Linked DNA regions of Homo sapiens: region 1 is linked to region 2. A link is an interaction called in ENCODE POLR2A ChIA-PET data of the cell type or tissue named here. Cell type or tissue: K562. All regions are shown on one strand. Each heading gives the region's core, and the rest is flanking DNA. Links, peaks and the distances in the headings are about the cores only.

The links. ChIA-PET counts read pairs that join two places held together with the same protein. Peaks named below come from ENCODE experiments on the same cell type or tissue, not always from the same donor. Only the 100,000 strongest peaks of a DNase experiment are listed, where the experiment ranks them.
Region 1: POLR2A ChIA-PET joins it to region 2 with 8 read pairs; 3 of 35 experiments call an interaction of 5 or more read pairs at or near these places.

What each region holds. Positions count from the first base shown.
Region 1 is chr14:102,583,619-102,588,005 of GRCh38, reverse strand. No RefSeq gene overlaps it. Among named protein-coding and RNA genes, the nearest start is that of RCOR1, 6.8 kb to the left of the region's middle. RefSeq lists an enhancer at 3,271-3,799. In K562, for the core only: no CTCF peak of the experiment used is centred there; a DNase peak (open chromatin) is centred at 2,335.
Region 2 is chr14:102,474,843-102,479,229 of GRCh38, reverse strand. The region is part of intron 17 of TECPR2 (tectonin beta-propeller repeat containing 2); the gene reads right to left. Among named protein-coding and RNA genes, the nearest start is that of ANKRD9, 33 kb to the left of the region's middle. In K562, for the core only: no CTCF peak of the experiment used is centred there; no DNase peak of the experiment used is centred there.

The sequences.
Region 1 (4,387 bases), core at 293-4,292, 110 kb before region 2:
AAGACCTAATTGTAAAACTATAAAACTGTCAGATGAAAACCTAAATCTCTGTGACCATGAGGTAGGCAAAGTCTTCTTGATTACGATGCCAAAAGGATAAGGAACAAAAGAGAAAAATTGGAATTCATAAAAATTAAAACTTGTGTGGGTGAGCATGGTGGCTTACGCCTGTAATCCCAGCACTTTGGGAGGCTGAAGCGGATGGATCACCTGAGGTCGGGAGTTCGAGACCAGCCTAACCAACATGGAGAAACCGCGTCTCTCCTACAGATAAAAATTTTGCTGCAGATGGTGGCAGGCTCCTGTAATCCCAGCTACTCGGGAGGCTGAGGCAGGAGAATCACATGAATACAGGAGGCGGAGGTTGCAGTGAGCAGAGATTGCGCCATTGCACTCCAGCCTGGGCAACGAGCAAAAACTCCGTCTCAAAAAAACAAACAAAAAAAAGATTAGCTGTGGCTGGATGCGGTGGCTTACGCCTGTAATCCCAGCACTTTGGGAGGCCAAAGCGGGCAGATCACGAGGTCAGAAGATCAAGGCCATCCTGGCCAACATGGTGAACCCCATCTCTACTAACAATACAAAAATTAGCTGGGTATGGTGGTGCATTCCTGTAATCCCAGCTATGGGGTGGCTGAGGCAGGATAATCTCTTGAACCAGGTAGTCGGAAGTTGCAGTGAGCGGAGATCACGCCACAGCACTCTAGCCTGGCAACAGAGTGAGACTCCGTCTCAAAAAAAAAAAAAAAAAAAAAGATTAGCCAGGCGCGGTGGTGGGTGCCTGTAATCTCAGCTACCTGGAGGCTGAGGCAGGAGCATCACTTGAACCTGGGAGGCAGAGGTTGCAGTGAGCCAATATCGCCCCCCATTGCAGCCTGGGTAACAGAGCGAGACTCCTGTCTCAAAAAAAAAAAAGGCCAAGAAACTCATGCAAAGATGCTCAATGTTAGCCGTCAGGGAAATGAAAAAACCACAAAGAGATGCCACTTCTTGCCCACCAGGATAGCACTCATCAAAAAGATGCAGTAACAAGTGCTGGAAGCCACTGCTGGTGGGAATGTAAAATGGTGCAGCTGCTTTGGAAAATAGTCTGGCAGTTTCTCAAGAAGTTAAACATAGAGTTGCCATTTGACCCAGAAATCCCACTCAGAGATATATACCCAAAACAACTGAAAACATATGTCCACACAAAAACTTGTGGGCAAATGTTCATAGCAGTATTATTCATACTTAATGTCCCTCATCTGATGAATGTTTAAACAAAGTGTGGTCTATCCACACTGGAATATGGGTCAGCCATAAAAAGGATGCTACAACATGGATGAATCCTGAACAGGTTAAATGAAGAAGCTAGTCACAAAAGACCACATAGTGTATGATTCCATTTCTATGAAATGTCCACAACAGGCAGAAAGCAGATTATTGGTTGCTGAGGGAGAGAGGAATGTGGAGTGACTGCAAATGGGTACAGGGTTTCTTTCTGAGGTAATGAGATGTTCTTTTTGTTGTTGTTTTTTGTTTTTTTGTTTGTATGAGACGGAGTCCCTGTCGCCAGGCTGGGGTATAGTGGCGCGATCTCAGGGTGCAATCTCGACTCACTGCAACCTCCACTTCCTGGGTTCAAGCGATCCTCCTGCCTCAGTCTCTCAAGTAGCTGGGAATACAGGTGCGCACCACCATGCCCAGCTAATTTTTTGTAGAGACAGGGTTTCACCATGTTGGCCAGGATGGTCTCGATCTCTTGACCTCGTGATTCACCTCCCTCAGCTTCCCAAAGTGATGGGATTACAACCGTGAGCCACTTCACCCGGCGAGATGTTCTAACATTGATTGTGGTGATGGTTGCATGACTCTGGATATACTAAAACTGCTGTATCGGACACTTCTCATGGGTGAATTGTATGGCATGTACTATGAATTATATCTCAAGGAAGCTGTTTGGAAAATAGAGATAATTAAATAACAGAAAGAATGAGGAGGAAGAAGACACAGAAGAACACATCATTCAGGGTCTCCGCGTTTCTGTAGATTTCGTTTCCTTTGCATCCTTCATTTGCCAGGGTGTTGGAGGAGATGGCCTCCCTGCCAGGACTTGAGACTTCAGGCCTGGCTTTCCACACCCACACCTTTGCTAGGGTGCCAAGGCCAGTGTGGGTGCCCCACCCCGTTCCCACAAGGCCACCCCGAGGAGTCCTCATCCCCATGCTCCTGGTGGGTCACGTCCACACTTTACGGTTATGTCAATCCTAACTCCAGCCTTGCAGCCAGGGCACCCTCCCGGTCCAGATGAACAAATGGAGGCCAGGCTGGGAGCTTGTCATCGCGATAAGATTATCGAGGGGAAGTGTGAGCCAGGCCCTTTCCTGCCCAGCCGCCCCGCCCTTTCTTTACATTCCCTTAGGAATGCTTTTCACTCTGTCTAAGAAGCTTCCCGTGAGGCATGGGCGGACGGCAGCAGCAGGCCTGGGACCAGTGTGAGGCCTCCCTCAAGGGGCCGCAGGCATGTGGGAAGACCAGCTCGGGCAGAGCTCAGACCTAGGCTGAAGCAGGTCTCTGCCCAGGAGAGGAGAGGGCCTCCTGCCTAAGCTGGCCTCAAGATTCCCCACTTTTGGGACCTCTCTTCCCAGGATTGCCCAGGGGTGAGGCTCCCACCAGGCCACGCGACCCAGATCATGCCCCTTGGCCTTCACAGCTCAGCTCGCAGGCCCCCTTCTCCAGGAGCCCTTCTGAACCTCCTGACCGCCTCAGCCCCCTGTCCCAGGCCCTGGTGTCCCCACTCCTGGCACTGATGACAGTTGTCATGAGCCATGCTTAGGGCTACTTGTGTTTCCCTCCCCCCTGCCCCCACCCCGAATTGTAAGCTCTGCAAGATAGGGTCTCACTCTTGTGTGTCTGGAATCCCGTGCCCAGCACAGAGCCTGCCACGCAGCAAGGGCTGCTTCAGTCACCACTGCTGACTTTGTCTTGGGGTCAGGCTGGGACATTTAAACCAGACCCCAGTAAGAGTGTAGATATATTGGCAGGGATATAGATAATGAGCAGAGCACTGGCTTCCCAGCAGCCTCGCAGCAGACAGATACCGGCTACACCAACATTTAGACCCTCAGAGAAAAGGGTGTTCTTTTCTCTGTCTAGAAACTGCCTTCCAAGAGTGGTTTCCTGGGCTGGGCACAGTGGCTTACACCTGTAATCCTAGCATTTTGGGAGGCCGAGTCGGGCGGATCAGTTGAGGTCAGGAGTTCGGGGTCAGCCTGGCCAACATGGTAAAGCCCCGTCTCTACTAAAAATACAAAAATTAGCCAGGCGTGATGGTGGGCGCCTGTCTTCCCAGCTACTCAGGAGGCTGAGGCAGGAGAATCGCTTGAACCCGAGAGGGGGAGGTTGCAATGAGCCTAGATCGTGCCACTGTACTCCAGCCTGGCGGACAGAGCAAGACTCCATCTCAAAAAAAAAAAAAGAAAGGTTTCCTGGCTGAGGACCTACCCCTTGTCCACAAGAGTGACAACTAGCCCTCCCGTCCCCCAGGATCTTTCAGTAAAAGACAAACCAGGGAACTCTCCCTGGGACAGACAGACAGATACGGATGGCCCTAGTGGGCAGGGGTGGGACGTGGAAAGGCTTGCTGGCATTCAGTCCTGCGGATGGTCAGGCCTGGCCCAGCTAGATGGGCCTCCATTCACCTCTCGTTCACAGATGAGAGACACATGGGGCTTTTCCCCAGGACACTGCAAGTACTGGGCCTGTCAAGAGTGACACGAGGGTGCCCTGGGAGGTGGGATACCTGGGCCGTACTCTTTCCTCTACCAGCTTAGATACCACGACACCCTTCCAACTGCCATCCCCTAATGACATGACAGCCAGAGATCATCTTTGAAACAAGGGCTGGATCACTTCCTTCCTGGCTTACAACCCCCACCACCCCCCACCCCCACCCCCGGTCCCTACGGGGATTTCCTGTGGGCCAAGGATGAAATTCCAAACACTCCACAGCTGGCCCCAGGCACATGAGGCATGGCCCTGCCTCCAGCTCCACTTCGACTCCTGGCCTCATGTCTCCCCTCCCCTTCACACCCTGCACCTGCCTCAGGGCCTTTGCATAAGAGCAACAACTAGCCCTCCCCTCCTCCAGGATCTTTCAGTAAAAGACAAACCGGGGAACCCTCCCTGGAACAGACAGACAGAGAGATGGATGGCCCTAGGAGGCAGGGGTGTGACACGGAGAGGCCTGCTGGCATTCGGCTGTTTCTAGGCCGGGAACACCTTTCCCCCAATCTTCCCAGGCTTCCTCTGCCTTACCCCACCTACATGTCACCTCCTCCAGGAGCCTTCTGACCATCCCATCCATGGGAGGTCCCCACCCCTGCCCACTCCGGGGCTGTGCCTCATT
Region 2 (4,387 bases), core at 132-4,131:
GTCACTGAAAATGCCCATTGAGTCTCAAGTCCAAGTTCAAACACTACCCATCCTCGGAAACCAGGTTTGGGACCCTGGGGATCTGTATTTTTTTCATGATTGCTTCTATAACCTCCTGCCTCGCTCTTCTTTTAGTCATTTAACTTTTGGTCAGTTAACTCCAAAAACAGCTTCAATCATTTCCTTTTTTTTTTCCTTTTTTTTTTTTTTTTTGAGACAGGGCCTTACTCTTTCGCCCAGGCTGGAGTGCAGTGGCATGATCTCAGCCCACTGCAACCTCCGCCTCCTGGGCTCAAGCAATCCTCCCATCTCAGCCTCCCGAGTAGCTGAAATTACAGGCATGTGCCACCATGCCCAGCTAATTTTTTGTATTTTTGGTAGAGATGGGGTTTTACCATGTTTCTCAGGCTGGTCCTGAACTCCTGAGCTCAGGTGATCCACCTGCCTCGGCCTCCCATAGTGCTGGGATTACAGGTGTGAGCCACCATGCTTAGGCAGCTTCACTCATTTCTGTTCCCTCTGCAAACCAAACACAATGTAGGGTACCCTATAATCTTCATTTAAAACTTTTTTTTTTTTTTGAGACAGGGTCTCATTCTGTCACCCAGGCTGGAGCGCACTGACATGATCACAGCTCACTGCAGCCTCAACCTCCCCAGTAGCTGGAACTACAGGCACATGCCACCACACCTGGCTAACTTTTGTATTTTTCATAGAGATGGGATTTCACAATAATACCCAGGCTGGTCTTGAACTCCTGAGCTCAAGCAATCTACCCGCCTCGACCTCCCAAAGTGCTGGGATTATAGGCATGAGCCACCACACCCGGCCCATTTAAATTTTTTTTTTGTACACTTTAATATTTAAAACAACTCTACAGAGGCCAGACATGGTGGCTCACATCTGTAATCCCAGTACTTTGGGAGGCTAAGGTGGGAGGCTTGCTTGAGGCCAGGAGTCCAAGACCAGCCTGGGCAACATAGCAAGACTATGCCTCTACAAATTTTTTTAAAAATTAGCTAGGTGCGGTGGTGCATGCCTGTAGTGTCCTAGCTAGTTGGGAGGCTGAGGTGGGAGGATGGCTTGACCCAGGAGTTTGAGGTTACAGTGAGCCACAATCACTCCACTGCACTCCAGCATGGGCAATGGAGTGAGACTCTGTCTCTAAAAAACAAAAACAGGCCGGGTGCGGTGGCTCACGCCTGTAATCCCAGCACTTTGGGAGGTGGGCAGATCACGAGGCCAGGAGATCTAGACCGTCCTGGCTAACTCTTTTTTTTTTTTTTTTTTTTTTTGAGACGGAGTCTCGCTCTGTCACCCAGGCTGGAGTGCAGTGGTGCGATCTCGGCTCACTGCAAGTTCCGCCTCCTGGGTTCACACCATTCTCCTGCCTCGGCCTCCTGAGTAGCTGGGACTACAGGCGCCCGCCACCACGCCTGGCTAATTTTTTGTATGTCCTGGCTAACGTGGTAAAACCCTGTATCAACATAAAATACAAAAAAAAAAAAAAAATTTGCCGGGCATGGTGGCGGGCGCCTGTAGTCCCAGCTACTTGGGAGGCTGAGGCAGGAGAATGGTATGAACCCAGGAGGCGGAGCTTGCAGTGAGCCGAGATCGCACCACTGTACCCCAGTCTGGGCTACAGAGCAAGATTCTGTCTCAAAAAAAAAAAAAAAAACCAGCTCTACAGGGGTATGCTGACATACAATGAAATGCACACATTTAAAGTACATAATTGGGTAAGCTTTGACATATGCATACACTCTTGAAGCCACTGCCACACCTCCCCTTTGAAATTTCTGCCAGGCCTTGAGTAAGCACTGATCTGTGTTAGCATTTTCTTTCCTTTTTTTTTTTTTTGAGACGGAGTCTCGCTCTGTTGCCCAGGCTGGAGTGCAATGGCGTCATCACGGTTCACCACAACCTCTGCCTCTCAGGTTCAAGCAATTCTCCTGCTTCAGCTTCCCAAGTAGCTGGGATTACAGGTGTGCACCACCACACTCAGCTGACTTTTGTAGTTTTAATAGAGACGGGGTTTCACCACGTTGGCCAGGCTGGTCTTGAACTACTGACCTCAGGTCATCCACCCGCCCTGGCCTCCCAAAGTGCTGGGATTACAGGCATGAGCCACAGCACCTGGCCTGTGTTAGCATTTTCTAGTATTTTATATAAATAAGTTTGTTTTTGAGACAGGGTCATGCTCTATCACCCAGGCTGGAGTGAGGTGGCAGCCATCATGGCTCACTGCAGCCTCTGCCTCCTGGGCTCAAGGGATCCTCCCACCTCAGCTTCTTGAGCAGCTGGGACTACAGGCACCCAGCTAATTTTTGTATTTTTTGTACAGACGGGGTTTTGCCATGTTGCTTAGGCTGGTCTTGAACTCCTGGGCTCAGGCAATCTGCTCGCCTCAGCCTCCCAAAGTGTTGGGATTACAGGCATGAGCCACTGTACCTGGCCAAATTTTATATAAATGAAATGATAACAGTATGTATTCTTTGGCTTCTTGACTCAGCATAATTATTTCATCAAATTTGGACAACTTTCAGTTGTATTTCTTCTTCACATCTTTTTTTCCTGTCACCCTTCTTCCCTCTTAAGACTTGGATTTCATTTACGTGAGGCCACTTGAAGGGGTCTGTGCTCACTGATTCTCTGAACATTTTCCAGCCTGTTTTCCCTCTGGGCTTCAGTGTGGATGGTTTTTCACTGCTGTGTCTTCAAGCTCACTAGTCTTTTCTTCTGCAATTTCTATGCTGCCATTAATCTCATCCAGTGATATTTTTCAGCTCAGACATTGCAATTTTAATCCCTACAAATTTGATTTGAGTTGTTGTTTTTTGTTTTGTTGTTTTTTTTTTTTTTTAGAGGCAGGGTCTTGCCATCTTGCCCAGGCTCATCTTGAACTCCCGAGCTTAAGCAATTCTCCCAGCTCAGCGTCCCAAAGTTCTGGGATTGCAGGCACGAGCCACCACACCCAGCCTGGAGTTTTTTGATATTGTTTTTTTTTTTTTTTTTTTTTTTTTGAGACAGAGTCTCGCTCTGTTGCCCAGGCTGGAGTGCAGTGGTGCAATCTTTGCTCACTGCAACCTCCACCTCCCAGGTTCAAGTGATTCTCCTGCCTCAGCCTCCTGAGTAGCTACGATTACAGGTGTGTGCCACCACGCTTGGCTAATTTTTGTATTTTTAGTAGAGATGAGGTTTTGCCATGTTGGCCAGGCAACTCCTGACCTCAGGTGGTCTGCCCACCTCAGCCTCCCAATGTGCTGGGATTACAGGTGTGAGCCGTTGCATGCCTGGCCTAGCCTGGAGTTTTTCTATCTCTCATTTTCTACTTAACAGGCTGAATCTCTCTACTAGCTTCTTGAACACATAAAGGTGTAACAACTGTTTTAATGTCCTGTCTATGAATTTTACCATCTGTATCATTTCTGGGTCAGCTCCTATTGACGGATTTCTTCCCCTTTCATTGCAGGTCGTATTTTCCTGCTTCTCTGCTTGTTGGGTAAATGTTAATTGGTTGCCCATGTGAATTTTATCTTGCTGATGTTGGATATTTTTGCAATCTGTAAATATTCTTGAGCTTTGTTCTAAGATGCTGGTAAGTTACTCTGAAACAGTTTGATTCTTCGGAGTCTTGCTTTAAGCTCCAGTAGGTAGGACCAGAGCTGCATTTACTGTCAGGCTAATTTTGCTCCATATCTGAGGCAAAACACTCCTGGGCATCTGACCTACTTATGGGTGCATGTGATCTGTCCAGCAGAAGACCCTCTGACTGGTCACAGGGAATTGTGACACAGGCTCCTTCCTCAAACATGGTCTGACCAGGCCACCTGCCTGGCTTCAAACTCTTCAAGAATGATGCCAATGCCTTAGCCCAGCCCTCCCTGCCCCGGCCTGTGCCAGTCTCCCAATACAGCCCCTTTCTGCACCCTGGGCAAGGGTGCCTTCTGCTCAGTGCCTATACTTCATGTCCCCTCTGCTTAGAACACCCTCTGTCCTGCCTGCCTGCTACACTCCTACTTGCCTTTCTTGTACCAGTGCCACCTCTTGTGAGATCCTCTGACCACTCCAAGGCCCTGACAGCACTTCCCTCTCCAGCTGGCTCCATGGCACTCTGCCCACAGCTCTGGAAGCACAGGCGCCAGTGGTTTGCGTGTGTCTCTACGGTAGCCTGTGAGTGTCCCTGGATGGGACTGTTCTTGCCGCTGCTCTGTTGTGGGCCTTGAGGATGAGGGGCTGAGGAGGCCCGGCACAACCACTGACTACCCTGAGACCAGGAACCTTGCTTTTGCCAGGCCTTGCTTTCCTCATCTGCAGAAGGAAGTGGCAAGGTTATGTGTTTTCCAGTCTCCTTCTAGCTCTAAAATCTTTGTGTGGGGCAGGGGGA